2 separate regions of the Mus musculus genome follow, and region 1 is linked to region 2. A link is a loop called in an ENCODE intact Hi-C map of the cell type or tissue named here. Cell type or tissue: left cerebral cortex. All regions are shown on one strand. Each heading gives the region's core, and the rest is flanking DNA. Links, peaks and the distances in the headings are about the cores only.

What was found. Hi-C counts contacts between places; a loop is a spot of excess contacts. Peaks named below come from ENCODE experiments on the same cell type or tissue, not always from the same donor. Only the 100,000 strongest peaks of a DNase experiment are listed, where the experiment ranks them.
Region 1: it touches region 2 in a loop (1.8-fold over the local background); 5 of 42 quality-filtered maps call a loop at or near these places.

What each region holds. Positions count from the first base shown.
Region 1 is chr6:72,265,211-72,280,210 of GRCm38, forward strand. No RefSeq gene overlaps it. Among named protein-coding and RNA genes, the nearest start is that of Gm30782, 18 kb to the left of the region's middle. In left cerebral cortex, for the core only: no CTCF peak of the experiment used is centred there; DNase peaks (open chromatin) are centred at 5,922 and 7,047.
Region 2 is chr6:72,207,752-72,222,751 of GRCm38, forward strand. The region is part of intron 2 of Atoh8 (atonal bHLH transcription factor 8); the gene reads right to left. Among named protein-coding and RNA genes, the nearest start is that of Gm52906, 16 kb to the right of the region's middle. RefSeq lists an enhancer at 7,435-11,077. In left cerebral cortex, for the core only: a CTCF peak has its summit at 9,337; DNase peaks (open chromatin) are centred at 8,004, 9,050, 9,821 and 11,991; H3K4me3 peaks cover 423 bases; H3K27ac peaks cover 760 bases.

The sequences.
Region 1 (15,000 bases), core at 2,635-10,634, 56 kb after region 2:
TTTAAGCTAAACAATAATAATGTTGATAATAGGAACAATGAAAACAGGAAAGGAGGAGGAGGAGGAGGAGGAGAAGGAGGAGGAGGAATGAAAACAGACAGAATCCAGGAAGGCCAACACCCAAGTCAATCATTTTTCATTCTAGGATATAAGGGGGGGAGGAAGAAACCAATAAAAACAGTTAAAAATGGGATTCAGAAATTGAAGTCTGTGCATTTTTAGATGAAAAGGCTTCCGTGCACCCAGAAAAAGTGAGTAAAACACACGTAACTCAGGTGCAGTGCCGTGAGATTTCAGGACCCTGGAAGATGGGGATGATTTGATTCAACACACTCCAGAGGGAAGAGAACACGTGACATAGACTCCCTGCAGATCAGTGTCTGGCTGCCCAGCAGCCACTCTGAGCAAGGAGACAATGAAGCCACTTTGCAAGAAAGATTATCTCCAGTCTAGACCATATGCCCAGCCAACTGCCAATAAAATAGAATTAAAGGGCATTTTCAGATAAGCAAGTTCCCCCAACATTGACCTAGTGGCCACCCTTTTTCTAGAAGCTACTGGGGGGGTGTGCTCTACCAAAGCAAGAAACAAAGCCTAGAAAGAGAGCCAGGAAACAGGAAGGATAGGGCGGCCCAGCCGCAGAACCCAGGATGACGATGAAGGCACAGCCCAGGGAAGCCGCCAGGCACTTACCATAGCTATATTCGTGATGTCCACTGTCTCAGCTAGCCACTCTACCCAGATATAGAAGAGACAGGTCCCAGGGAATGTAGCCCAGCACTACCCCCTCCCGCAACAGATCTTACTACATACCCAAGCCAGCCTAGAGTCTGCTGTGTAGACCAGGCTGGTTTCTATCTGGTGTGGAGGTAAGGCTTGTGCTCCATCCCCAGTCTTCTAGTTTGGTATGTAGTTGAATGGTCTCATCACTGTGCTGGTGAAGTCCCTGCAGTGCCCTCTGGGAGAGCGGACTTGGTAAGAACTCCGTTCACCCCTGATGAAGCATCCCGCTCCCACCAGAGCTAGAGGTGAGCTGTAGTAAGCACCCGCCTTCTAATTAAGACCTGCTGCAAATTCACTGTGGCCCAATGACAGTGCAGCCAATGATGTTGCAAGGCTTGCTGGTGACACTTCCTAAGGACTTCTGTGAGGAAGATCTTAAACCCCCCGAAACTCCTGCTTCCGCCTCCTAAGTCCTAGCATGCACCTGGCTCAATAACAGTTTGCTTTCTAAAAATTTCCCACACTTTCCCACCAAAATATATTTGCCTTGTTGCTTAATACTCTGGATAATCCTCAGTGGTCACACTGACTGCAGCAAGCTTTCCAGCATCACTTCCAGCATCACTTCCAGCATCACTTCCACGGCCAGCGTGAGGACAGCTGTGCTGCCTGTCACTCACAGGTCAAACGAGTGAGGTGGGCAGAGTGTGAAGATGTGCATAAGCACCTGGCTTTGAATCTAACCCATATAAAAAGATGGACAAGATGGAACACGCTTGTAATCCCAGGGCTAGGGGATAGAGACAAGCACATTTCTGGAGCTCACTGGCCAGCCAGGGAGCAGCTAGCAAGCCCCAGGTCTGGGTGAGAGACCCTGTCAGAGCGGAGTTCCTCAAGGACTCACACAAGAGGCATCAGGCCTCCACATTCACACACGCTTGTGTGCTTGCACAAAGTGGTTGACGCCGAGGGAAAGGTCTTTGATACTGGTCCTTTACTTACCATTGGCTCTGGTGTATGTTCATTCCTCCTCATCAAAGAAGATCTGCTCCATCCTTCTGCATAGATGGACTGACAGACATCAAACAGAAGTGGCAAAGAAGCCAACCCAGCACTTCAGAAAATCCCTGCCTGTTTGTCTGATTTAAGGGTTTCTGGCTTGGATGGGTTTTTGTTTTGCTAATCCTGGTGGAGGAAAAGAAAAAAGAAAAACTAGAAGCAGAGGGAGGTGGGGAGAATGAGCGAGTGTGAGAGCAAGGGGGCAGAAGAAGGGGAGAAGCAGGCAGGAAGAGGAAGAGGAGAAATGGAGGATGAGAAGGAAAAGAAACGAGGATGACGGAGAAGGGGAAGACGGGGAAACCATCTGAATGATCCACATTTCAGTTCTATGGCTCTTAGCTGCCCCATAGTACAGAAAGCCTGCAGTCTGCAGGACAGAAGGCAAGAGCCCCAGGATGTGGGACCTACAGCACCCAAGGCTACTTCTCGTGCCTCCTGGGTTTTGTTGTTAGCATGCTGACAGCCAGAGGGAGCATCAGCAAGACTTGTGTGTATGCATGTGTTCATGTGTGCATGCGAGTGAGTGTGAGTTGTGCAGAAATGATTAACTAGGCACTGCGAACAGAGAGGAAGGGTAGTTACATCATTTAAAACAAACAAACAAACAAACAAAAAAACAAAAAAAAAACCTGACCTGAAGAGGCTCTTGAAGGCAGGTACCATGACAGTAAGGGAGGTGACAATTTTTGTAATGATTCAAAGAATCTAAGATTTATGCCTGTGTCTGCTTTGCCATCCCCAACGTGGCTTCTGCTCTTCTTCGAGTCTCTGAAACCCCTGGTCAGTTCTTGGTCCTACCAAACCCTTAAGAAGATGCACTATAGCAGCCTTTGGTCCAGTATGGGAGACAAGTTTCAACAAAAAGGCACCATTGGAAATCTCAGAGCTACTCAAGGGACAGAATGCAGCAGTTCATCATAGCCCCCTCAGCTATTCACTGAGAACTTATAATGACACAGTTTCATTAGACATGTACCTACGATTCATCTTCAAAGCATCCCAGTAGGGTTATGTCACGCTAGACAACTCCCCATGGACCCTCAGCTCACAACACCCCTTCTCAGGCTCATCCTCCAACACGGAGGGGATGCTTAAGGTTTATGGGTTGAAGACAACAGAAGCAACTCTAGCTGGAGGAGAAGTGGTTCTATTATGACCTACTAAAAGGCCGGATTGTAGGTCAGTGATAGGACACTTTGTACTATGCATGAAGAAGCCCTGAGTTCAATCCTCAGTCTGGCAGGAAATATTAGAAAGCTCTAGGAAAACAGGCGTTAGGTGGGCTTCCAGAAAATGGCTAGGAGCCCACTGCTGAACCAGCCTACCATGAAACTGGTTCCCATGGCAACTCCGGAAACCAGTGCCCCTGGTGTTCTCGTGTTAGCTAAGTCACTGCCCCAGCTGACACTCTGCATCACACACAGTGGGCTCAAAATCCTGAACATGAACCAGGAGATGCAGGTGTCTAGATTCTGTTTAAGGGAGATCATACTCACAGAGTAAAAACACTGGGGATCTCTCCACAGGTTTAGCCGGCCACAAGTGAAGCCTCCCCAAGTAAGATGGGTTCTCAGTGCTACTGTCTCTACTGACATCTGGCACAGGCTAAGATCATCAGGTTCCCTCTAAGAATAGGGAAGGGCTAGGCAGATGGCGCAGTCAGAGAGTACTGCCGCTCAAGCATGAGGACCCGAGTGAGCCACAATCATCTAAAAGCCAGGCGTGGATGCCTGTGTCTGGGACCCTGCCCTGAGGAATAGGGGTAGAGATGGGCAGACCCTGGGACCATTGACCAGAAAGCTTAGCTGAATCAGGGAGCTAAGTGTCAGGGAGAGGTCCTGTTTCAAAAAAGGTGGAGAGTGGCAAAGTAAGACATCAGATGTCAACTTATGACCTATATACCTGACCCGCATCTGCATACAGCCACAGGACATCTATCACACACACATAGACACACACACACACAGAGAGAGAGAGAGACAGACAGACAGAGACACAGAGACACAAAAAGAAAGAGAGACACAGAAAGAGAGACAGAGACAGACAGAGACACAGAGAGACAGAGACAGAGGAGTACCAGTGCTGGGAATGTAGGTGAGTTGGTGGAGGGCTCGCTTAGCATGCATGAAGGTCTCGGCTTGCTCTCCAGCATAACAGATCTGGGGACAGTGGTGAATGACAGTTATCCCCACACTTTGGAGGTGGTGGCAGAATTAGGAGTTCAAGATCCTTCTTAGCTACATAGTAAGTTCAAGACCAGCCGGAGATACATGAAACTCTAACTCAAAGGAAAAAAAGAGTGTCCAGAGATGTAAACTGAATTTGGCTAATCTAAAGCAAGGAATGCCCTCCAGGTTCTGTCTGGGGCAGGGAAGATGCAGGCTTCGCTGCCAGGCCTCATCCAGGTCCAGGAAGCTTTAAAAACTGATGTTAATTTGACAAACAACTTCGTGCTTGTTAACCTCAATCATTAAAAATAAGGTCTGGCCAGATGTGACGGTGCATAGCTGTAGCCCCAGCAGTGAGGATGTGGAGGTGGGAAGATCGAAAATTCAAATTGAACCTCAGATAAATATCAGGTTCAAGTCTTCTCCTATGTGAGGCCCTGTCTCAAAAGAAAAAACTTTATACTGTGTAAGTCTTTTTTATTTCATTTTTCTGCTAATTTAATTGTTAAAAGCTACGTGGGTCATCTTAGGTCCACTAGTGAAAGTTCATTATGGAATTAAACAAATTAAAGTGACTGAAAAAGAGAGACACTGGGACTAAGATATTTGTCTGCAGCATCAGGCACTTCTCCAGCACAGGCCCTGCATGGAGAAGACTTGGTTTAACTGCATCAAACCTCTCTCAAAACAAAGGCATGAAAGCCATCCTCCAGCCGGGCGTGGTGGTGCGTGCCTGTAATCCCAGCACTTGGGAGGCAGAGGCAGGCAGATTTCTGAGTTCGAGGCCAGCCTGGTCTACAGAGTGAGTTCCAGGACAGCCAGGGCAATACAGAGAAACCCTGCCTCAAACAACAACAACAACATCAAAGAAAGCCATCCTCCAGAAAACAAAAGAACTAACTAACTAACTAACCAGCCTGATTCCTGTATTGTGACCCGAGCACTGAGGATCATTTCTGTGAAGTTAATCCCAGCACTCAGGAGGTAGCCTGATCTGCAAAGTGAGTCCAAGACACCCAGGGCTACACAGAGAAATCCTGTCTTGGAGGGGAGGAGAGAGAGAAAGAAAATGAGAGAGGGGAGGGGGAGGGGAGGGGAGGGGAGGGGAGGGGAGGGGAACAGGGAGAGGGAAAGGGACAGAGAACCACATCTGCTGGCCTCTAAAGGTCTCCAGAGGGAACCCATAATTCTCATAAAGACTGCGTGAATTTGGCAGATAGAACATCTCCCTGCACAACAGGTGCCACAACACCCTGGACCTAGGACCGTCCTCAGGGCTCCAGCCAGGGTGGAACGGTGCCCAGCTCACCATGCTCCAGGCTCTCTGCCTAATCATCTAGTTTTATTGCATTCTCAAAAGCCCCAGAACACGACATTTGGAATTTTAAGGACTGAGTGCCGTAGGCACAGAGGATGCACCAAGGTGCATAGAAGTTTGGTCTCAGTATTGGTCATCCTGGACCTGTCTTTCCAGGCCCTTCCTGGGGCTGAGTAACCTTCTCTGCCTCAGAAACCATGGGCCACCCGAGGCCCTTCCGATGAACCACTTGCTCCTTTAAGCTAGCTAGAGACAGCTCTGATTTTTGACACTAATGAGTCTATAGTGAAAGGTGCCATCATCCCCTCTGCAGATATGAAGATCAATCGTCATGGATGTTAAACAGTTTGCCCTTGACCTCCATACTAGTCACTAACTGAAACCCAGTTCCCAACCACTCGGCCCACTTCCTTATCTCTCCCCTTCCATAGCACTGGTTGAAGTTTTAGCATCCCAGCCTTGAGGCTTCCAATACTTTTTAGTGTGGGTGAGGGATGGGGTAATAGGAATCTTAAATATCGGTGGTGGAAATGCAAACTGATAAGAACGTTGGGGGGAGAGTATTCTCCGGGGAAGCAAAACTCACAGGACATATGCTCACACACAAGTGTGTTTCAGGACTGCGCTCACACAACTGCACTGGGTGAGAAGCCAGACCATCTGCTCCCTGCAAGCAAGCGAACCCAGGAAGCAGTGACATCATACAGTCCCTGGCTGAGTCCCAAGGACCAGAGGCACCTACGGTGAATGGCCAGACTCAACCCAAGGGCCTGAGAACCATCTATGTCCAAAGTCCTAACCACTGCCTGTAGCTGATAACACCCAAATTCGTTTCCAGCCTAGACCTCTTCATTGAACTTTAGATTTGCAAAAGCCAGTAGCCAGACTGGAGCCTGCCCTGGCCCAAACCCTTTATCCCAATTCCCACCTTACTACAATGGGCGTGAACCCATTTCACACCACGGGGGCCATCTGACACCTGCTCCTGAACCTGGAAGTCACTCAGACTCTCCCCGCCAGTGGGTCTCGTTCAGCATGGTCTTTTGCCCCTCCTTTGAAGTTAGATGTGCCTGTGTGGTTCTATCTTCACATCTGATGGTGAATCCCACGGCTTTCTCCCTCCCGCCCTACAGATTATGGGAGCTGGGTTCAAGAGGAAGACTTGCCCTTGGAGCCCCTACGTGGCTAAGATGATCAGAACCCCTCTGCTGACCCATGAAAGCAAATGAGTATTTAGTAAGTCATTAAAATCAGAGGTTGTTTGTTACCGAAGCACAACCTGCTCGCCCTGTCTAAAGTGCCCTCTTGGCTCAGTCAGCCAGTCTCCTGAACACCATTCTGGATGGGCTTCTATCGTTCTGACCACGCAGGGTGGCAGGTAGCCTTTGGGGAACGTGGATCAAATCCACATAGTTCCCTAAGACCCCACAGCACTTCCTGTGGTACATGGAAGAAAATCCAAACTCGGGTTGGAGTGGGGGAGTTAGTCAACAAAGTGCCAAGCGCAAGCACCGAGTTGGGTTCCCAAAGCCCGCAGAGCGAGGCATGGCAGCCAGCACCTGTTATCCCAGAAGATCCCTGCAGATCTCACGGGCCGGCAAATCTAGCCTATTGACAAGTGTCAGGGCAGTGGGGAACACTGTCTCAAAAAAGATGGCAGTGATTGAGTAAATAACACACAAGGTTGTCCTCTGTCCTCCACCTTCTGCCTAAAATACTTTCCCACACAGTCATCACCTTCCGTCTCCTCACCAGCTTCAGTGATCCAGCTCAGGGAGGGCGCCCACGCACCCTACCACCGCTCCTTGTTCGGCTCAGCTCCTAGGTTCTCATCACACTCTTTTCATGTTTACTTAGTCACTGAGTTGCAAGCTGTACAGAGGCCATGTCAGCCCTTGGTAAATATTTTTTGAGTGGAACAAAGACTGAAAGCAAAGGCAAGTTTCAAAACACAGTGTGTGAAGCAACTGTGGCTCAAGAGCTAGCAAAATATCCTTGACCAATTCTGATGACTGTGGCCCAGCCGCCTCTCAAGTTCCTCACATTCACCAGAAGCCATAGTGCCCCTAGCAGGCTGCGGGTTCTCTAGGAGGCTCAGCTTGGAATCTGTTCCCCACTGGAGCCTGACAGTATACTGGTGTGAGGCCTGCCTGGCACAGGTGCTGACAACCAGGCAGCCCGGAGGGGGTGGGGCAGGCAAAAGCTGCTGCCGTCGTGGTCTGTTGACAGCTCTCTAAAACAGTGCAAGGTAAAGGTTTCCAGTGCCCACAGATGGAGAAATGTGTAGAGAGCACATTCTAGAAAGTTCTCCCCACTGCACTATTGGTATCACCAACCCTAGCCTGGGATGCCTGGTTTCCAGTCTCCTCTGCACCCCCCTCCATCCTCACAGCTCACACAGATGCCATCCTTCAGTCCTCCCCATTCCCGACACTTCTGGGGGCATATAGGACATGGGCATGTTGTCCCCATTCTCAGAGACAAAGAGACTGTGGCCCAGGGAGGCTAGGAGTCTCTCCTGGGAGCACATGGGGAGTTTACAGGTGAACTTAAACAAAGTTAGAGACCCAAAGAAGAAAGGTTTGGTCTCTTCTTCCATCAGAATCCACACACAAGGGAAATGGTTAGGAGTCGAACAACCACTAATCTAATCCTCATTACCTAATCTCTGTCACCTGCTCTTGGGAGGCCGGGGAGAAGGACTCCGTGCTTCGTGGTTTGTGACCTTGGATTTAGAAGCACAGTAATTTAGCCTGGTAAGTGGCCTGCCTCAGCTGAGATCCCATGGAGCCAGCTCTTGTTTGGTCAGTCTTGTCTACCCATCTTCCTGCCCCTCCCCCACCACCACCCTGATTACGGGGCATGCCCAGTTCACTTACCAGACCTCACAGCCGACCCCACCCACCACACCCATCCCAGACAGCACTCCATCCTCATGCAATGAAGGCTTGAGGACCCAGGAACCCAAACTAACCTTCCTTGGTCTTGCGTTCTGAGCAGAGCTCCCAGCTCCCCTCAGTTGCCTGAGGCAGCCACCAGACAGGCCTGCTCAGGGGAGAAGGCTTCTGCCAACAGAGCAGGTCAGAGAGGACACTTAGAAGGGCTCCTTCTGGGGCTGCAGAAATGACCCTGTGGTTAAAGTGCTTGCCTGGAAAGTGTGAGAACTGGAGTTGAATCCCCAGGGCCTATGCGGTGATGGTGACGGCTCACCTGTAGTTCCAGCCACTGTAGGCAAAGCAAGCTGGCTGTTGAGATTAACCATGCCTTCAAGCTCTGCGTTTGATTGAAAGACCCTGCCTCAGTGAGTAAGGTAGAGAAGTGAAGGATGACTCCCAAAGTGCCCCCCCACGCACACACCAAGAAGGGAAGGGGAGAAGGGCTCCTACTAATTTGATTACAGCACGTGGGAAGAGTATACAGGTTAGGAGAGGGGGAGGACTCAGTTGACCAAATATTTGCCTAGCACACACAAATACATCCACACCACGTAAATGGGGCATGGTGGCACACATTTGTAACCCCAGCACTCCCCACCCCTATACACACAAAAATAAAAGTTTTAAAAAATTAGAGTTCACTTAAGACCAGCCTGGGCTACACAGCGACATCTTGCTTCAAGGCATAAACCAGTAGATCAGGATATCTGGTCTCGATAACCCAAGGCAAACGGTATTGACAGCTCCTCTGGGTGACACCAATGTGCCGCCACGTTGAGGGCATACCTCTCTCATTTAGATTTTTTCCAACAAAGAACTTGTACTGCCTGCAACTGATGGCCTATTGGCCCCGCATAAGCACCTGTGGTGTCTTACGTGGAGAGTGACCTTCTTTTGGTTAGTTATGTCTCGGCCCTAATTTCTCACTGTGTTGCCTAAGGGGGTTTTCATGACCAGGTCAGGACTTTTTTTTTTTTTTTCATAGAATTCTTTCCCTAGCTCAGGATTTCTCATCTTGGTATTGTTTCTGTGGGGAAATCAATCCAGTTTTTATCTTTTCCACTTACACCACCTTTTCCTAGAATATAACCTGCTATGAATTCGAACAATACCTGCTTTCTTTCTTTGCCTTGCTTATGAATGTGCAAGTGTGGGTGTGAGAAAAGCCAGAGTTCCCTGGGACAGGGCAGGGCCCCAGGCTTGGAACAGCTTGGGAAGGGGGTGGGGGTGGGCTGGGGTCAGTGCCCAATGTGGGGAGCTGGGCTATTCTGACCCTCAGCGGAGGGTGCCTCGCCCTTCATCAGCACCACCAGAGTAAGCTGTGCTCTGGGTGTGTGAGTACTGCTTCCATTTTTTTACCTCCTGAATGCCTTGCTGAGGTAGAATCCAGCTGACCTCCTGGGGCCTGCTGGCTTTGCAGACAGAAATGTAACTGCTGTGGGTGAGCTGGTGCTCCTACAGAAGGCCTGGGCTTGGTTCCTTGCACCCACATCGGGTAGCTTACAACTGCCTGTAACCCCAGTTCTAGTGAATCTTGGTGCCCTTTTATGGCCTCCAAAGGGATTTGCACCCACATGGGGTCCATGCAGACAACCAGGCACCCACCAGACATGTAAAGTACATATTTAAAAAGAAAGAAAAGGAAAGGAGGTGACTACAGACTCCTCTGTGCCCCAAGACTGTCAGGTGTCAGCTCTCAGAATCCAAGGCCCCGCATCCACTTCTGCTGGCAACCTCCAAATACCTCTAATAGGTCTGTAATGGAGGGGTGGGGTGGGGTGTGTGTGAAAGGCTGATGTCTATCCCCAGATCAACATTGTGTGTGGGATAACCAGGGCGTTTATGTGCCATCGCTGAGAGTTTGGTGTCAATGGCTTAGAGAACCAAAATGTTGCTCTTCAATGCCCCGCTTCAAGGCCAGGAGGATGGCTCAGTGCTTAAAACACTTGCCATATATGTCTGAGGGCCAGAGTTTGGGTACTCAGTGCCAATTCTGAGTGTCTGTAGCAACCTGCCTATAATTCTAGCCTCCAAAGGCAGGTTGGGGACCCCCAGACAAGATGGCGGGTAAGACAAATTATATCTTCAAAGCCCTGGGTCTGACTGGAAACCCCACCTCATTGATTAGGTAGGTATCTTAGTCAGGGTTCTCATAGCTGTGAGAAGACACATGACCAAAAGCAACTTGGGGAGGAAAGGGTTTATTTCAGCTTCTGCGTCCTAATTATCATTCATCAGGGCTAGAACCTAAGGCAGGAACTGACGCAGAGACCACAGAGGACGGCTGCTTCCTGGCTTGCTCCTCGTGGCTCATTCAGCCTGCTTTCCTATTGGGCCCAGGACCATGGGCCCAGGGTTGGCACCATCTCCAGTGAGCTGAGCCTCCCCACATCAATCATCAGTCAAGAAAATGCCCCACAGACTTGCCCACAGGCCAGTGTGGAGAGGACATTTTATCAACTGAGGTTCCCTCTTCACAAATGGCTTCAGTTGACATAAAACTAGCTAGGCCAGTGGAAGATGGGACCCAGCATCAGACTCCACCCTACACACGTACGGGCACACATACATACATACATACATACATACATAGAGAGAGAGAGAGAAGTAAAATCTTTAAAATGGCCTCCTAAAGGAGTTAGACATTTTTCTATATTAATTGTTGGCAAATAGATTGTAGAGTGTCTTCATTGGAATTCTATTTATTTGCTTGTCTTATGTTGTTGTTGTTATTGTTGTTTTGAGGCAGCATCTCATGTAGCACAAACTCAAACTTGGTATGTAGCCAAATCCTGATCCTCTTGCCCCAACTTCCCAAGTGCTGGGATTACACACAAATTCCAGTACACTTTTATGTAGGAGTGTTTTGTCTGCGTACATATTTATGCATCACATGCATGCAGTGCCCAAGGCGGCCAGAAGAGGGTATCAGATCTGAAATTGGAGTCTTGGGTGTTCATGAGCTGCCGGTTAGGGGCTGAGAATCAAACCTGGGCCCTCTGCAAGAGCAGCGGGTGCTCTTAACCCCTGAGCCACCTCTCAAGCCAGGAGTTTGGATCATTTGAAAAAGCTTTGGATGTGGGCATGCTCTGTCCGGAGACGGTAACTCCAGTCCTCCCCTGCTCTCTCTCCCTGAGGTGGTTTCCTTGCCCACTCTCAACCCTTAGTTCCCATTTTGCCTCTTTGGGCTGTAAAAACTGCTTCGGCCACCGAGGAGCTAGAAGGGTTACCCTTGTTCCTGTGGGCTTGCGTCAGCTGGCCAAGCCTGTGGCTCTCGGGGCCAGTCACATTTATTCCCTAGAATCGAGGACTGAGAGGGAGGATCTCTGTGTAGCTGGGAGCACGTTCTGTTTCCAGAAGGCCTTGAAAAGCTTAATGCAGCCTTGTGAAGAGGCAGCATTGGGGTCATGGATGGGGGTGATCAAAATGGACAACTTTATTTCCAAGGAATATCTTCGCCTGCTGGGAGCTGGGTTCAAAACCTTACTCTCTGGTTCCATGCATCTCTCTCCAAGTCCTTCTACCCCCAGACTCCCCGGGTGGTCACCTGCCCTCAACCAACCTCGATGCTCACTGCCCTCCTACCCACCTTCCTGGCTGGAAACGTAATCCAGGCCCTTGTTGTTCCACCAGGACCCTTTCTGCCCTCCTCCTCGGGCCCCCACTGAAGCTCAGAGCAGCCGAAGGGGAAAGAGCTGGCCTCCTCCGCACAACTTCCCAAGAACACGGAGTCCTCCACCCCCATCTCCGGTTCCCACCTCAGCACACCGCCCCCTCCGCGCTCAGTCCAGAAGTGCGTTAGGACACGTTTGAGTGGACCACTCATGAGAACCATGTAAACAGTGGTTTCCTCACATTCCTGTCGCCTTTGTTTCTTAAGACTGAAGAGTCTAAACTGGAGAGGTCTCCCTCTCCCTCCCCATTCCTTGGCTCTTGCTTTGACCTTGGGGTTAGGGATGTGGCTGGCCTGGGTTGCTGGACTTACACATGGCTGGTTGACTCATGGTCTCCACTTGCCTCTATGCTGGTCTAGGAGTAAGAATTGTCTACGTGACAAGACAGGGCCCAGGCTACAACAGCAAAGTTGCACCCAGGGTAAGTTCTATGCCTGACCATTGTGCTGCCCTGACTCCGCACAGCCGCAGCCACAGCCACAGATGGCCTGCAGGACAAGCCTTCCAGCTCTGCCCACAACTGTCCCAGCCAAGGGACCTGGCTTCTCTTCTAGGATGTGGTGTGGGTCTCAGGGGACGGATAGAACAATGCCAGGCCCCTTATCAGCAGCTAATCCCGGCCTGGCCGGCTCTGGGACTTCCCTTCTCAGAAACACCGGCGCTTATTTTAACACATGGCTAGTTCATGTCTGACTCAGCCCTAATTGCAGACAGTGAAAAGACAATTTCTCCCTAGAGCCACAGCCAAGAGCAAACACCTTCAAGTCCTCCAGAAATGGGCCTGGCTTCCTTCTGCCTCTGTCAGAGGGCTCCTGGTGCCACAAAATGGAGGAGCCAGCCAGAAGCAGAAAGCCCAGAAAGAACTCCTCAGCTTCCATCTCTTTCAGGGTTCAGATCACCAAAGTCCCGAGAAAGCAGGCTCCAGTTTAGAGTCACTCAGCCAGGATGGGATTCCTGGGCCGGTCCCTGGTGCCTATCCTATGTACTTCTAAGTACTAAGGGTGTGTGTGTGTGTGTGTGTGTGTGTGTGTGTGTGTGTGTGTGTGTGTGTGTGTGTGTAAGAACTCTCAGACATTGTCCTTGAGGTTTGTCTCTGTTCATGTTTCTATTCTATACTTTCTTAGGACTTGTTTCCTCTCAGGGATCAAGTGGGGTACATCACAGCAGCAAGAGGGGGTCTCAGGTGCCCCAGGATTGACTTTGTCTAGAAGGGGGAAATATCATTAAGTTGGAATCTCCAAGTAGGCTGGGCACGGTGGTACAAGCCTACAATCTTAGCACTCAGGAAGTGGAGGCAAGAGAGTCAGAGGTTCAAGGTCAGCCTCAGCTACATAGTGAGCTTGAAGCCTGAGATACACGAGACCCAGTCAAAGGAAGAAAGAAAGGGAAGAAGGGAAGGAGAGAAGGAAGGAGGGAAGAAGAGAACCTCCAACCTAAAACAACTTGCTTAGGTGAGCAGGATGCAGGGGCACAGGTGCCAGTGCCCTCCAAGGACATCTGCAGCTCTGGAAATAGAAACCTAGGGAGGAATGGCCTCCAGAGCACGGCTCTACTCCAGGTTTCAGTGAATATTTGTACCAAACTCTAAGTGGGGAACAGGACTGGAGATGAAGCTTGGTGGTAGTATACTTGCCTAGCATGTACAAGGCTAGGGGTCCAAACTTTAGCACATGCACAGAAAGAGACAGAGACAGACAGAGAGACAAAGACAGACAGAGAGACAGAGGTGAAAATAGAGACAGACAGACAGACAGACAGACAGACAGACTCGGGGACTGCCTCTCAGTGCCCCCAGCTCAGTCCAGCACCTTGTTCTGATTCTTGTCATCTCAAACCCAGACTCTGGAAGCAGCTATTTGTGGTCAGAGCCTGTGCCTAACTTAAACTGCAGGATTTGGAAGCCAGAGAGTTCCTTGGTGATTCCCTCTGTCTAAAAGGGCTAGTTAGCCACTAAAGCAGTAGGACCCCTGTTAGCTGACATAGCCTGATCGAGAGCTATGGACACTAGTCCCTGGAACGATAGCACTGGGGGACCAGCCTGTGACAACAGGAAGTTAATGCCTGTGGCCCTTAAGACCAGGCTTTTCAGATCCCCGAAAAGTAGAAATAGAAGCCAGAGCTGCTGCTGCTGCTGCTGCTTCTTCTTCTTCTTCTTCTTCTTTTTTTTCTATTATGGTCAGAAGATTCCAGAACTAGGACAAATTTAATCCACATAATGTGTGTTCTGCTCTTCAGTCCAAAGATCAAATGGGCCTTCATTATCTGACTTACCGAGTGCATAACCAAATATTTCCCTCTTTTCTACCTTGAGTTGTGATAAAGGTCAACATTAGGTGTTTTTCATTAGCTATGAAGATGGGAGAGAAGAGTAGAAACTCTAAACTGATGTTTAAGGGGTCTGAGCTTCAGTAATTAAGACATAGCTTACTTTGTAATTATGCCCCCCCCCACACACACACACACATATGCGCACACACACACTATTCTGGTGTGGTCTTTTGTTATTGTTATTGTAATATTTGGTTTGGTTTGGGGTTTTATTTTAAGATAATCTTGAGCTTCTGATACTTCCTTCGCCTCCTGAGTGCTGGGATATCAGGCATGTGCTGCCACGCCCAGGTCTGTGAACTCCCGATTACACCTACGGCTCGAGGGCAAGCACTTTACCGACTGAGCTACAACCCCAGCTTCACACAGTATCTTTTAAAGGACATCTATATGTATGCTTGCTCTTAATATTTTTCCATTTTCAATAATTACAAACATTAAAAGACATCACACATGGGGCTGGTTCAATGGTTGAGAGCACTGGCTGCTCTTCCAGAGGTCCTGGGTTCAATTCCCAGCACCGACAGAATGGCTCACAGCCATCTTTTAACCCCAGTTTCGGGAGATTTAAGAGCACTGCACACACATGGTGCACAGAATTATATGCAAACAAAACACCCTACACAGAAAAGAAAATAAATGTGAAAAGAAACAACCTTTTAAAAAATCAGAAATACATGGGGTGAGGTGCTGCGGTTGTAGTTCAGTGGAAGAGCCCTGGGCCCCAGCAGGACCACTTTCCCAAATGTTAACGATGTTTCTCCTTGTGCTAGAGATTGTACCTAGAGACTTGG
Region 2 (15,000 bases), core at 4,515-12,514:
GAATCCTCACCCAGAAAACAACAGAATTCTGTGTATCTGAACATCACGAGGTGGAGACACAGAGGGCCCGGAGTCCCTACTGTGTTGCCTTCCCTGAGACATCTTGAGAACGGTGAGTTAGCGGGTCAGGCCGTCTCTAAGTTCCAAACTTCCAAGAAGGGACAGGTGAAGGCGGTAAGCCAAGGGCACACTGGGGGACCAGCCCTAGAGGATGGGGGATGGCCAGAATGAGTGCAGAGACTCATGAGGGATCCAAGGATCCATGCCAAAAGTACTCAGAGACCTTGGTACCACACACCCCTTGGTTCTGCAAGAATCCCGAGCAAGCCGTTCCTGCTGATGCTAAAGCAAAGCAGCTTTCGGGCACCGCTACCATGCCAGGGCCCTTCTCACACGCCAAGGGTGAGCCACAGGAGGCAAAGTGGGAAGTGAGTGCTTCACACTGGCAATGTCAGGAGTTGAACCCAGATCATCCCTGCTTCTCCTACCCACAGAAGCTGCTCCTGCTGAAGACTGCCTTGAACAGCAAGGGGGCAGGAGCCAATCCATGAGGCTGGAGGGCTGCTAACCACAGACCTTTGTATGTCTGGCCTTGGAGGCCCCAGGACACTGACAGGAGCATAGCCAAGATGTGGTCCAAGATCCAAAATAAGAGGTTGGAGCCAGGCTGCATACAGGGTCCAAGCAGGGTGAGTGAGCCAGGACATGGGGGAGGAAGGCTGGTCCTGCTAATAGTGGCTAAGCAGGGGGAAAGGAAAAGTGAGAGGCCGGCAGGATCTTGATGTGGTTAATCCCAGGCTTACATTCTCCTGGCCCATTGGACATGGCTGGCCCCCACAGAGATCTGCTTTTTGTTACTGAGTCTGAGAAGAAGGATTAAGAAGCAGAAGGCAGGCCCACGGGGATGGCACTGGGTCTGTGGTCCACAGCATGGTTTACAGCCACGTCATCTAGCTGGCTGCCTGGGCGGGCCCTGCCATGGACTGGAGCTGGAGCTCCTTCCTCATCCAGCTTGACTATGGTCTGGAGAAGGAGTGGAAGACCGGGACCATTCTCCTGGCCCACACTGTGAAGGTGGCCAGGGCAGTCTGGCTCTAGCTACAAACCTGGCCGGTTCTCAAGACTGGGCTCACAATTGATGCCCAGCTCCCGGTATGCCCCAGACCAGCCAAGGAAGCTGACACTAGCTAGCTTCAGTGTTTAGTTGGTTTCTTCCTCTGGACCAATCAGTTGAAACAGAAGGCAAGAAAGCAAATACAATGGCATATTGCTGCTTTTGGCTATTCCGGCAGGCCTGGTTTGATTGTTGAGCCCACTGCAGCTCTCTCTTACCACAGGACATTCCTCCACTCTCAGGTAGAACTATGTAATTGTGTAACTGTGACTGCCCTTTAGATATGTTTCCCCCTGTGACCCTGAGCAACCTCAGCCTGCAGAAGCTGGGTCTCTCCTTCCTCCTGCGGTGGAACTGGGTTCTAAGGCTTAGAGGCAACCCACTGGGAATGCTGAGCCATCTCCTCGCCCTGGCTCGCCAGCAGAAGTCAGAGAGCAACTGTTGCTGAGCCGGGACTTACAGATTTGTTCTCAGTCCATGAGCTTCTGGCCTCCAAATTTCCCAGGGAACTGGAAACAAGCAAGAGTCAACCCATCTCCAGCCACTCTGTCCTACCCAACCTGGGCACCATGAAGCAGACAGAGAATTCAGGAGCAGGATGTGACACAGACGTGATAGGAGTCTGCCGTTCCCCCTGTGTCCTGGCTAGAAGGATCCTCAAAGCTCCTAAGGGCAGGCATCGAAGTCATAGCCTTTGTGAATCCGAGAGTCAGGCTGGGGAGAACCTATTCACTCAACCAGTTGTGGTGAGTTGCTGTCACATAGCAAGTTGGTTGGTGACAGACACTGAGTTGGAGGCCCTGTCCTGCTTCCTGTCTCATCTCATGGGAGATGAGACATCTCAACTCTGTTCAGTCCCCTGTATTCCCCAAGACTGTTCCCCAAAGAGAAAGCCGTCATCCTGGATTCTAGGCTAGTGTATGTAACCCGCAGGTCCCAGGCCCTGACTAAGACTATTGGATCCAGCAGGGCAAACCCTTCCTTTGCTAAAGACAACCATTCAGCCCAAACCTCTAGGCCAGAGGGTGGTTCAAAGAGGGGCTTTCCCAGCAGTAAGAATCGACAGTTGCTCAACAGTTGCTAAATGCTGGAAGCTGAGGGCAGGTGGCTGACAAAACCCCTCCCTGTGCTGATGTGTCAAAGGTAGAGCTAAATCGAAGGCAACCGGTTCATTGCTACCAGCTCTGGAGACCGATGGAAATATCCTACCCATGAACATGCAAACTCCAGCGGGGGACTGTGGCCTGTGCCTTTTCTGCCTCCACCCCTTACAGAACATGGAAGGTCTGTTCAGGTCCACTCTCTCAGCCCACCGGCTCCCACCTGGAAGAAGGATCTGTTGCTCCCAGCTCCCAAAAGCACTTAATTCCCAGTGTCCTCCATCTTTCTGGGTTACTGATAGTGGGGCGGCTCACCCACCCACACCTCTACCCCTCCCAAGGGGCACTGCCTGAGATGCCCTGATCTTCCCACAGCCTAGCAGGGAAGTGAGGGATTGAGGCTCAGTGCTGTCATTTTGAGAAAAGCGGCCATGTGCCAGGAACCTCACTTCATTCCGATGCTCACACTGACAAGGGACAAGCCTTGGGAAGTGTATGTCACTGCATCCATTCGGCAGACGAAGACACAGAAGCCTACAAGGTCCACCCTGTGCTGTGGACAGAGCCTGGCCACTGGCCGCTCTGACAAGCCAGTTTCCGACACTTGCCATCTTTGGGCCAATTAAGCAGCTAGTGACAGTGACGAACAGAAAGAGACTTATTAAAGGTGCAAAGAGGAATGAAAAAGAGGTTCCGCGGCCCCCAAAGGGCCCTGACATGAAGTTTGGGTTTAAATAGAGAGGGCTGGGGGTGAACATAACAGATCAGTCCTGTACAATCTGTGGTCCTGGTCATCATCGTTACCTCAGCTCCATTCTCTCTTGGAAAAGTGCTCTGACAAGCTGTCAGAGCTATGTGAAATCTCTTCCTGGGAGACAAGGCTCCAGCCTTTTCCTTCTCCTGGCTGGGAGCTCAAGAGGCTTGGCACACCCAAAGTTAGGACGAGAGCCTACCAGGAGCCCCCTGGGCCCGCAGAGGACAGCCACGCCATGCTGACGTCTCTTCTCTGGCTGCCGATCTGTTGCTCTCTCAGAGCTCTGCCTGTGTCTCCTGAGCCAACTCTTTCTTGGCTTCTTCCATGTTTGTCTCTCTGTGTCTGTCAGTCTATCTGTCTTTCTTGGTACGGTGCCCTGCAAGGGAAGGGCTGGTCCAGGCAAGGCTATGGGGCCTAGCAGCTGCGGCTTCCCAGTTGTCTTCAGTCCTGCAGCCCCCAGAGTTCTGGACTGTTCCCTGAGGCACCAGGCTGGAGAGAAGCAGAGCTGGGTGGACAGAGCCCAGACTAGCGGAAAAGCCCCAGTCCTCAGTCTCCCCAAGTGGGCCTGACCCCACAGACACTCCATATACGTATGTACACCCTAATCTCTTTCTTTCTCCCAGTGGGAGACAACTGGGGAAATTCCAATTTCGTGGGACTCAGTATTTTTACAGTCTGCCAGATAAAGGGAGGGTTACGGTGTCTCCTTGGAGACAGCCATCACTGTCAGATCAGTTACTTCTCTTGCCTCACATCATGGTTCTTGGGTACAGCAGATTCTAAGCCTGGCCTACAGACACTCATCTCTTCACTAGTGAGCAGGACGTCAGGTCCCTGAGCCATCTGCCTGAGATGGATTACTGTGACTCTGCATCTCTCAACACCTCCCCTCCATAATCCTTCTAGCCAAGTGTCAGCAGGGGCAAGGAGGCAACGCCACATAAACCAATCCATGCTGGCCAGAAGGCCTCTGCAAAGATCTCAGTCTGTACCCAAAGGATGCATGAGGGAGCCTGCTAGGCACAGAGCAGCACCAATGGGGCATGCATGTGTGCTTCTGCCAGTGTGTGTGTGTGTGTGTGTGTGTGCACCAGTGTGTGCGTGCCTGTGTGTGCATGTGTGTCTCTGTGTGTGTGTTGCAGTTGGGAAAAGCCATGATCCCCAAGCAGCCCAAATAATCAAATGATTTCAGCAAAAGCAGTTGGAGTTCCATGCACACACAGGGGGTTTGTTTGGGGCAGGGGAGGAGTTGCTTCCTTAATTATTTAGTTTTTGAGACAGGCTCTCTCACTAATAGTCTTTGGTAGCCTCAAACTTGCTATATAGCAGAGAATGACACTGAACTTTTGTTCCTCCTGCCTCTATCTCCCAATTGCAGGTATGAGTCCTTTTTCTGTGATGCTGGGCGTCAAACTCGGAGTTTCTGCATGTTAGACAAACACTACTAACCGAACTATCCCTAGCTCGAAAATGCAGTTTTAACAAGAGATACCCTTTTTCTTGTCTCTTCTAAATACACCCATGCCTTAGCTAGAATCTGGAGCCACTGTGGGATGTGGTTACAGGTAGGGTCATCTTCTCATTAGGGCTTTTTATTCCCTGACACTTTATCAATTACACCGTAAAAGGAGGTTCCAACTACACTAAGGAAAGGTTGAGAACGAGATGAGGGAAGTGACTCTTTCCTTCCTTTCATAGATATGTGTGTGTGTGTGTGTGTGTGTGTGTGTGTGTGTGTGTGTGTGTCAGAGAGCGGGGGAGGCGGAAGGACCTGCCCAGCAGGCAATATAATATAGAGGTTAACGGTGCCAAGCAGTGGCATCAGAAAGTCTGTGTTAGAATTCTGAGATCCATTCGACTACCTAAGCAAGTCAGCTGACTCTTCCTGGGCAACTCAAGGTCAAGGCCATGAGCATCACCCGTCCGCACAGGTCCCTGGGTCCCTGCCCCTTATGGGACTCTTTGCCCTAACACTAAATAGCCTCCACTTCTGGGCCGTCACCATTACCATTCTCCTTCCCTGACTCTGTGGCCCTGGTCACCTCTGCCCCTGCTCCCAGAGCTGGCCTTGATACAACAGGTTGTTTCTGTGTCGCTGCTTCGATCCCAGGCACCTGGGAGTCCAGGTCACAAGGTCAGCATCTACAACAAACTCCTGTCCAAGAGAGCCCTCCTCTGCACTGTTAGCTATCACTTTCGTGTCATTTAGCTCTGATCGCCAGGGTGGGGCCTCTGTTTGTTTTATTTACAGAAGTATTCCTAGAGCCAAACCCAGCAGAGCAGGGCACTTACTTAGGCTTAAATAAAGTGCAGGGCCCTTTTGGTCATCTTCATCATTCTCTGCATAGGGATCTAAAAAGACTGAAGTAAAAATTTTATGGGCTGGTCGTATAGCTCAGTTAGCAAGTGTTTGCCTAGCATGCACAAAGCCCCAGTCCCGTGCCCAGCATGGCAGAAACCGGCTGGGTTGGAACTGTCTGTAATCTCAGCACTAGGGAGATGAAGACAGGAGGTCATACTCCACCAAGTCTGGAGCAAGTTTGGAGTTACATGGTTCAAAATGTAAATACGTGTAAGTTAAAATTAACACGTGCAGGTGGAGGAAAGTACAAAGTGGTCCGCCCTTTTGCAAAGAATCCTTCTGGTACCAACCCATGTCCTTCCTGTTCAGGGTGTTAGGGACCAGGAGAGCATCAGAGCCTGTGGTGGGAGGGGGACTCCCAGAAGTGGCTGTCACCACCCCCAGGTGGGCTCTGAGTGCCTTGTTCCTTGTGATGGCACGCATGTGTCTCTGTCCTCCCTGCCATGGTGCAACCATTTCTAAGATTCCTGATGGATGGAGGGCTTGTAAAACCATCAGCGAACAGGCTTCTGTTGGTATATCCTGCAGGAAACCTCCATCTGATCCTGACAGATGTGCCATACACCTGGCATGGGGACACGGACACACACACACACACACACACACACAGAGAGAGAGAGAGAGAGAGAGAGAGAGAGAGAGAGAGAGAGAGAGCAAGCTATTAACAAAGAGAAAGTTGGACTTGAGATTTCTTCCTCTATCAGAGTCAAGTTCTTGGGAAACACCCCAGGCTAGTCTGACACTTGGCTTCTGGTCACTTTTCAGATGGAGCAGCCATGCCCTCCAGGGCCCCTTCTGACTTGCATTTCAGAAAACCTTTTCACAGCTGTTGTGCCCTCCGGGCCCCCTGGTCTCTGGGCAGCTGTATCTGTATTTTGGGAGGAAGGTGCTGCCTGCTGAAGGCAAGTACCAGAGCTCAGGGCATACACAAAAAGCTGTGCTGAAATACAGGTTCCTAGCCCCGGAACGAACACTGCTAGGTGGTCCAGAGAGAGGGGTGTATCTAGGGTGGCGGTAACCTGGTGTAGCACCCTGCGTAAGTCCTGCCCGGCCCTACCCTGCGGAGGCCACGGGGAAGACTGTGTTATCTTGAGCCTGTAAGCAATAGAAATCTCAAAGGGTGGTGGGACTTTTAAAAAATAATGTGAGAGGATTTGGCAGACTGTAAGCAACTATCCCCTGTAATGAGCCAAGAGGTCACTGTGTTCAAGGGACCTGAATGTCACCAGTGGAAAATGGGGCTGTGGCACCAGCTTTGTAAGGACATAAGTAAGATTAAAGAAGCCAGGGAAACAGTTTTCTGCCACTGTGCCCAGGGCTATAACACTGGTTGGCTCCACGAAGAAGAAAAACACCCTGTCACAACTGGAGTCAAGTCTCCTGGGCTAGGCTATGTGGGGACTGCTCGGCTGCCCTCCCAGTAGACAAGCTCAGATGCTTTTCTCAGGTTCAATGGGAACAAGTCCTCAGAGAAGGAGGGATCTATCTAGGACAGACTGCACTAATGAAAAGAAGCCGTCATCCTGGTCTTGTTGAGAATGAAGTGCCTTGAAACTATGGCAGCCACTGTGTAGTCATGGGGAGCAAAGAAAAAGAAACATGGATCCCCAGAGCAGGAACAGGCTGCTCTCCAGGACCCATGAAGAAACTGGAGGAGAGATTGGGGCGGGGGGGTGGGGGCTTCATGGAGAAACTGGGCCTTCCTCAATGGGTCAAAGTAAGGCAGAGCGAGATCAAATGGCTAGGAACACAGTTATAATAAACAAGCAAACATGTGCACGAAGCAGGAGCTCCTGGCCAGGCGCTCTGTGAACACTGAGATACAAGGGACAAGATACCCAGGTGGCTGCGTCTGGGTCAACAGGGGTCAGGGTACAGACAGTAGGGTGTTCTGTTGAGTCTGACCTATGCCTATGGAGAATATGTGGGGGCTGTGGACTGAACCCTGGCCCTCTGGAAGATGAGCCAGTGCTCTTAACTTCTGAAACCACTCTCCAGCCAAGCCTGAGACTCTTGAACAAGATCTCATGGTCCCCAAAGCACCACTGAGACCCCGACTCCCCCCGCCACCAGAAGCCACACAGGGAGGGCCCAAGGGCTGGCGCCAAGCCTCTCTGGACATGAGATTAATGACCCTGAAATTATGATAAAATAAACGTTTGGTCCTGCCCTGTCTGCCCAAGTGTAGGTGGGTGGAAAACAGTGGAAAAGACAGGAAGAAAGGGGTGAGGGATTTGAAGAAAGCACAGAAGAAACGGGACCCAAATGGGAGGCTTGGGAAAAGCAAGCCACTGGCAGTCACTTCATACTGCTAAGTGAGGGGCCTGCTGGCTCTGGGGTCTGAAGGGACAGCAGGAAGGGAGCTAATGACAGAGAAATGCAGGGACCTGAGGAAGGAAAACCCTGTCCCCTGTCCCCTGCCCCAAACCCATCACAGCACTAATACCAGAAGCACACCCTGGCCATCCACTCCGGGGCAGTCTTGACCCCATTCCCTGTCTCAAGGGGTACCAGGAAGACAGGAATCCCTGCTTCTCTCTCTTTTCATCCCAGCTGCTAGTCCTGCCCCAGGATCCCACAGCCCAGGACAGGCCACCTGGTGACTGTTCCCAGAAGGTGCCCAGATTCTGAGCAGACATGTCCCAGAAGCCTTTGGCGACAGTGGCGGCAGCCGGTTCTTTAAAAAGGCCTCACGTCATGCCTCAGTCAGCTGTGGGGGCCCAGGCACTGGGGTGTTTACGGCTACCACTGTTCTCCCAAAAGCTCCTCTGTGCCGCCCCTCTGATGAGCCAATGGATGTGTCTCTGTCTCTTCCCTCCTCTGTCTTCTGCAGGTCTCACCCCAGCCCCTGCAGACACAGTGCTTGCTTCTTCTGGAAGCTGGGGTCAGTCAGGGTAACAGTGGGATGACTTTGCAGCTCAATGCTACTATTTGGTTAGAACTCCAACCATGACAAGTTACCAGGCCACACTTTTGAAGATGACCTCAGCAATTACAGGTCAGGACCTGGCCACACTGATCCAGACACACATCCAGACACACGCACACGTACACAAGGACAAACATCAGAGTATCTTCCTCACTTACCTCTGGACAATATTTCCTTTCTTTTTGAGACAGGGTTTCTCCCTGAACCTTGTCATTTCATTGTCACATGCTGCCACACTCAGTTTTTTATGAGTCTACTGGGGTGGGAACGCTGGTCCTCACCTTTTCATAGCAAGCCCTTTACCCATTGAACCATCTCCTTAGCTACTGTCCTCCCATTAGACTCCCTGACCCTCTTGCTTGCCTGTCTCTTCCAGCCCAGAGGAAAACAGTCCACTATTCCCCGGATTAACAGCTTTGAGCTTTAAAAAAAAAGTTGTCAATATCCTAAGAACTAATTAGGTGGCCTTCAGGTACTCCAAAGAAGTAAGAAATGACACCTGGTGTCAGAAGAGGAAGAAACAACACTGAAAGCAAACAAGGGGGTGGCGGGGGGGGGGGGGTGGATAAAAACCAGAGATAAAAAGTCAAGAGCAAACAGCGGCGCCTGAGAAACACGAACTGCAGCCGCCAAGTTTTACGGCATCCAGCCCTGTTATTCATAAGCGAGTTTCCTCTCTCACAAAGAACCTTTTGCACGGTTTTCGCTGTTGCCTCCAAACCAGCTGCTCGCGCTGTTGTATCCTGAGTGATGATGAGGTTCTGAAAGGGCTTTCTGGGAACAGATGGCCAGGGGAGAGCTGGGGAATGTGCCAGCGGAGGGCTGGGCGAGCTGCCAAGGCCTGCGGTGACTGAGTTCTTGGGCTTCCAGCTCGCGTGCTTTCCCTGCCCTCTGCCCTCCGTGGCGCCAGCAGGCCTTCCCAGCGAGCGCTCGGAACATCTGGAGTCTGGGGTTGCCAGGAGGGGGGGCGGGCGGCCTGGGGGGGGGGACCCGCTGTTCCTGCGGAGCTCCCATAGACTTGCAGGCAGGCAGGCCTCTCCCAGCAGCTAATCAAAACCACAGCACCGAATGGGAACCAGGCGGCGCTCCCAGCTGCAGCCGGAGGCCGCCAGGCGACTTAACCCGGTGTCAGGCCTCACTGGCGGCGCAGCCCTGGGGGTACTCGAAGCTGATGACACCCCCTCCCCCGCCCCGAATCCAGGCCCACCCCACTCCTTGCCACCACCAGCGGGCTATTGGCTCCCTGCAGCTAAATGGAACCTCCACGTGCTGCAGATGCCTATTTACATAAGGGTTCCAAGTGGGTATAGCACAGGACATAGCCATAGCGTGCTGGCTGGGGGGTGGGGGTGGGGGGGCACTCCTGGGCAATCTTCAGGGGAAAAGAGGTTGTGGGTTTTCAACCAAAGAAAGGGAAACCTAGTTCCTAGCCCTAAGGCACATGGCTTTCTCTTGGCCTCAGTTTCCCTTCTGTGCAATGGGGGCCAGGGGGCACTGCTTCCGACTCCAGGAGTATTACTGACAAGGAGTAGAGATGGTAGATACAGTGCTTGGTGCACAGTATACCTCACCATATGGATGGTGTCTGTTGATGGCGGTCTGTTTATTGGCATTCTTTTGAGCCAAATGTTGCCTAGATTTCTTGATATAGATCCACGTCTTTTGAAATCGGGGATTTATGGACTGGCTGCTTGCTGGCCTCACTTTAAAGGGCAGGATCAGCGCTTCAGATTCAAGTGCTAGAGATTCGAGAATCCCTAACCTGAAAGATCCCCATCTGTCCACCCTGGGTACCTTCCCTGTCTTGAGATGTTCCTTCCCAGGACTAAATATGAACTTGTCATTTTGTGGCTGTACATTCAGAGATTCCCTTTCTGAGAAAAGGGCAACCCCTTCTGACACAGGGTTTTGTTTAATCTCCTCAGCAAGGCAGAAAGGAAGGTATGATGTTCCTGCTTTATGGGGGGAGAGTCCTGGGGACCAAAGAGGTTAAGTAACAAATCCAGGGTCACCAAGAAGAAGTACGAATGCCAGGATTTAACACCTTGTCCCGTCCCAACATCCTGTTTTGTTTACTTCACAATTAAGCATGCCAGAGAAGGCAACACCCATGAGAGGTGTAGAGCTCTCGGGGGGGGGGGGGTGTTTCACCCCAACTCTACACAGCCACCCTTCTGAACCATCCACATCCTAAGCACAGTGAGTTCTTGCAACAGAGATGGGTCTCATGTCTGAGCATGCAGGGCAGTTGCTTTTTTTTTCTCGCTCAAGGCTCTGAGTCTCTCTCTCTCTATTCACACCCAGCACTACAGGGTGAAAGGCAGAGTTCTGATCCACAGAGCTGGGGTAGCAGCACCCCAGCCTCTACCCGACCTCAGACCACCCAAGTAACATCACAGGCCACTGCAAGGAAAGCCGGCCAGAGCTCACCTGGGAGGCTTCCCAGCTAATGATCCCTCCAAGCCAGGCCTTGCCAGACTTGTGGCCTAACGGTGTCAAATGTGAGAGAAGAAACAGCAGCTGAGAGGAGGCTCCATGTTGGAACAGCTGGCGACAAACATCTATGTAATTGGAATGCCAGAAAAAATAAATTGCATCCATTTTTATGACTGGAAGGGAATTGGGTGGTACTTTCCCACCCACCTCCCCCACCCCCTTTCCCCAGCATAGATGGACTCAACAGACTTTGAGAGCAAATGGCATTTAACTCAATGACTTAGCCTAGAGGATCTGGACTTGAGAGCTCGCTGGCCTGCCTGAGTTCCATGTGGGTAGTAATCAGTGCCTTACAGAGGGGGACAGCCAGGCACAGCAGTAGTGACCACTCATGTGGCAGGCTGGGGTAGATTAAGCTAGGCCAGTGCCCCCAGTGGGTCTCAGGCCCACGCGGAGCTGGGAGAGCTGGACCCAGGCTAGGAGAGCTTCTTGAGACTTTGTCACACACCTGCCACACACCTTCAGGCTCTGTGAACAGCCCACAAAGCCCATGGTCCAGAGCTCAGCCACCTAGACACAAAGCAGTCCTGGACGAGCAAAGCTCACACTAACTCTTCTCTCTTCCCCACTGACAACCCCCCCCCCCAAATCATCTGCCCTTGGTCTGTTCCCAGAATTGATATTACACGGCTCTATTACTGAGACGACGGTCTTTCAGAGGACAGAGTCTGGTGCCCCACCTGCTATCTCTTTAAAGAGCTTCCCTCTTCTCCCAGATGGCAGTAAACAGCAGAAGGATTAAAGCTTTGCCTGCTTAAGAGGTCACAGACGCCAGGGCACCCACACTCAAGAGACACCTCTCCATTTCCTTAGCCCTACAGGCCACACAGGCAGGCTGGCACCCTGAGTTCCTCAATGGAGTGAGGGCTACTTACCCTACTATCCCACCCCACCCCTCTGCTGTGAGCAACTAAGGCAGGGCCTCAATGGCCATTCATTACCAAGACTCCAAAAACTCTATCGAGGACAGCAGGAGACAATGTTACTGAGTTACTTGTAATCTCTGGAAGAAAATGTTCTAGACTAAGGATACAGGCTCTCCTATTCCCATAGGAGTAGGAAGCCGTACAGAGACCAGTTATGAAGGGACAGGTCTGTCCCCCTTCTTGTTCTCCACCTTCCTCCTTCTGAGAGGCCCCAGAAGCTGCCACCATAGAGACAGAAGCTACAGGAGTGTGGCGCAGGGCCAGGTGCTTAGCTGCTCTGTCTCCAGCACAGCAGACTTGGGACAGTTACTCCGCAGAGCCTTTCCTCCCCCAGTCCTCTCTCTCTGCTGAGCCTCTGACAAGGCTCTCAGCACTGCTAAGGCTTATTTATGCATTGGGTGGGAACTCGAAGCTAGGACAGGAAGAGTGGCTGATGAAGGGCTGTGATGGATAGAGACTAAGGCCTGGGGAGTGAGCAAAACTCGGTGCTGATTCTGGTCTTAATACAGACAGTGGCAGGGTGGCTCACGGGGTGGGTGGGTCAGGAGCCCTGGACTCAGGCTCTCAAACCGATATCCTGAAGAAGGGTCACCCAGCCCCCGTGTTGGGGACATGTTTGCTCATAGAGCCATCTCCCAGGTCAAACTGTCACCAGTCACGTTGGCCAGGACCTCCAGCATCTCAGGCAGAGCTGGCATCTGCTCACAGACACAGCAGTCTCCATCCACGGCCCCTCAGCCTTACTCAGCCTCTTGCTGTCCTTCCTGGTGGTCTCACATCTTAACTGCTCTTTCCACTTAAGGCTTTGGGAGGCCGGGGGGGGGGGGCTCACTCTGTAGCCAGGGTTGGCCTGAAATTCTTGGCAATCCTCCTGCCTCAGCTCCCAGAGTGCTGAGCTGGGATTACAGGTATGAGCCATCTTGCTAGACACCACGTGAGCCTTTAAGCATGAGCTGAGTCAGGCGGCCCGTGAGACCACTCAGAGGGTAGAGGCACTTGCTACCAACCCTGATGAACTGAGTTTAGTCCCTGGACTTTATGTGGGAGTAAAGGAAGAACCAGCAAGTTGTCCTCTGATGACCTCCACGCGCATAGCACAGTCCCTCCCCGCCTCTGTGAATTAATTTTCTCAATGCAAATGAATGGTAATGGGATTTCAACATGTGCCCTCAATTACATGTATTGGAAACTCAACTCCAAATCTCATGTGCCAATAATATGGAGGCAGGGACTTATGGGAGTTAATTATATGTCATGAGGTCATCAAGGTGGATACCTCGGGACAGTACTGGCTTTGTAAGTGGGAGAGAAACTTGATCTAGCATGCTTGCTATCTGACTGTGCGATCCCCTTGACCAGGCAAGATAGATGAAGCAAGAAAGTCCATATCAGAAACCAACACTGGACTGACTATTGCACTACCCAGCTCCAGAACCAAGAGCTAAAGAAACTTCTATTCTTCAGAGACTACCCAGCCTCCAGTATAGGGACAGAGGCAGAGGGGTAACTATGAAGCTATCCCCAAGGGACATGAAAGGGCAAACAAACAGCCATGACTTGGCCTTGGGAGGAAGGGGCTGGGAGGTGAGTGTAGCCTGAGATGGTCAGCTCTTTTTCCATGGAGGAACAGCAAGGGTCCCTCGTGTTTCTGAGCTGCCCATAAGCCAAGTGGAGGGCATACTTTCCTGATGTCACTCAGTACTTGGCAAATAGGGCCATGACTCTATCCCAGGGCCTTCTGGGGGCTGATGCTAATAACAAGCCCAGGGCATGGAGGACTACTCCAGTCCCAGAAAGGGCAAAGCAAACACCTGCATGCAAAGTTCCAGATCTCACCCCTGTACTCTAAGGCCTGACAGGGCTCTGAGCAAATCGTCCCAATCCTCCCACCTGCTGAACAGACTCGACTATATCCATCCCTGACTTCCCGGTGTCCTCTGATGGCTGAGAAGAACAAGAATTCTTCCTTAAATGTTGTCTTTTAATTCTCATTATCCTTGGCTTCCAAATCCTCCAACCACAATGGCCTGTTGCCACTAGGTGGCAGGGACAGTGTGGCAAACTATTTTGTGTCTATACCCCCATGTCTGTCACAAAGAGGGTCCTGTACAGGGAGTAGGTATACAGAGAAAGACTTTAAGATCCCTTCCATCCCATGTTTAAGGACTCCTGCAGTGGTCACACGCTCTAGAGAGGTGTCGTATATACCCGCTGAAGCAGGAAGTGTTCTTTGGAGCCTGCCAATGTCCCAGGCTGTGACAATGTCCCTGGAGCTGAAGCACAGCCTCTGTCCCCTTTTGCCACATGAGGCTTTTCAAAGAGGCAGTTCTGCACATAAGAAGGGGGAAGTCGGGCCTGGGAAGCACACCCTGGAGGCCACGAGAACCAAGGAGACCAGTGAGGGTCATTACTTTAAGTGGATAGGGCATATCTAAAGATGCACTTCCTGTTCAGACCTTTGCATCCCTTGCGCTCCCCATCCCCCACCCCAACCCCTACCTCAGAGCAAAGGGAAGGCCCCCTTCAACCAGTCACCAAGCAGGCAGGTCCGCCCTCCTTTTGGCGACCCGTGAACACAACATTTTATCTTTCAGGTGGCCCTAAGTGGGTGCCCCACTAGTTGCAGCTGTCAAGGAAGCTGGACAAGTCAGGAAATGGGTCTCAACTGCTAGGTGACAGGCAGGGCTGTCAGATAACTCCATTCCCTCATTTACGCCACAGGGAGGTCTCTATGGTTTCTTAGCCTTGAGGTGATTTCCCAGGGCTCCAAATGCTTGGCTCTGCGGGGCATCCTCACTGCTGGTCTTTCCTCCCTGGTTCTCTGGCTGGGGCTGGAGTGTCCTGTCTACTCCAGTCAAAGGGCCAGCGGAGGGAGGGGCCTGGTGCTGCCTCAGAATAGACAGCGGAGGAGCGAGGGGCATAAAGAGGTGAGGAGGGGAGACAGGAAGGGAAGGAGCCTGCCCAGGCTGCCTAGCTGCACCACTAAGGGACACACACCAACAGCTGAATGCCAGGGGAGTTCACCAAGAGTTTACCAACCTCCTTTGTCACAGAGCACGCGGCGTGGAGCCATCAATCTCGCCTTCATTTACCCATGTCACTCTCCCAAAGAAAGCAGGAAAGCTGGCCCCGGAGTGGCCGGTGGCGCTTCCTCTCTCACCCACTTGATGAGGGCCTCTCCTAATTGGCCCTGCTAAATCACTCCCAGGAATGCACTGTGCAATTAGGGCTGGTAGCACCCCCTGAGGAGGGCCTCCCTGGCTGGGGCCTCAGTGGCCTCGGGGAAATCAGGGCAAGCTATAGGTTCCCTGGGGGAGGG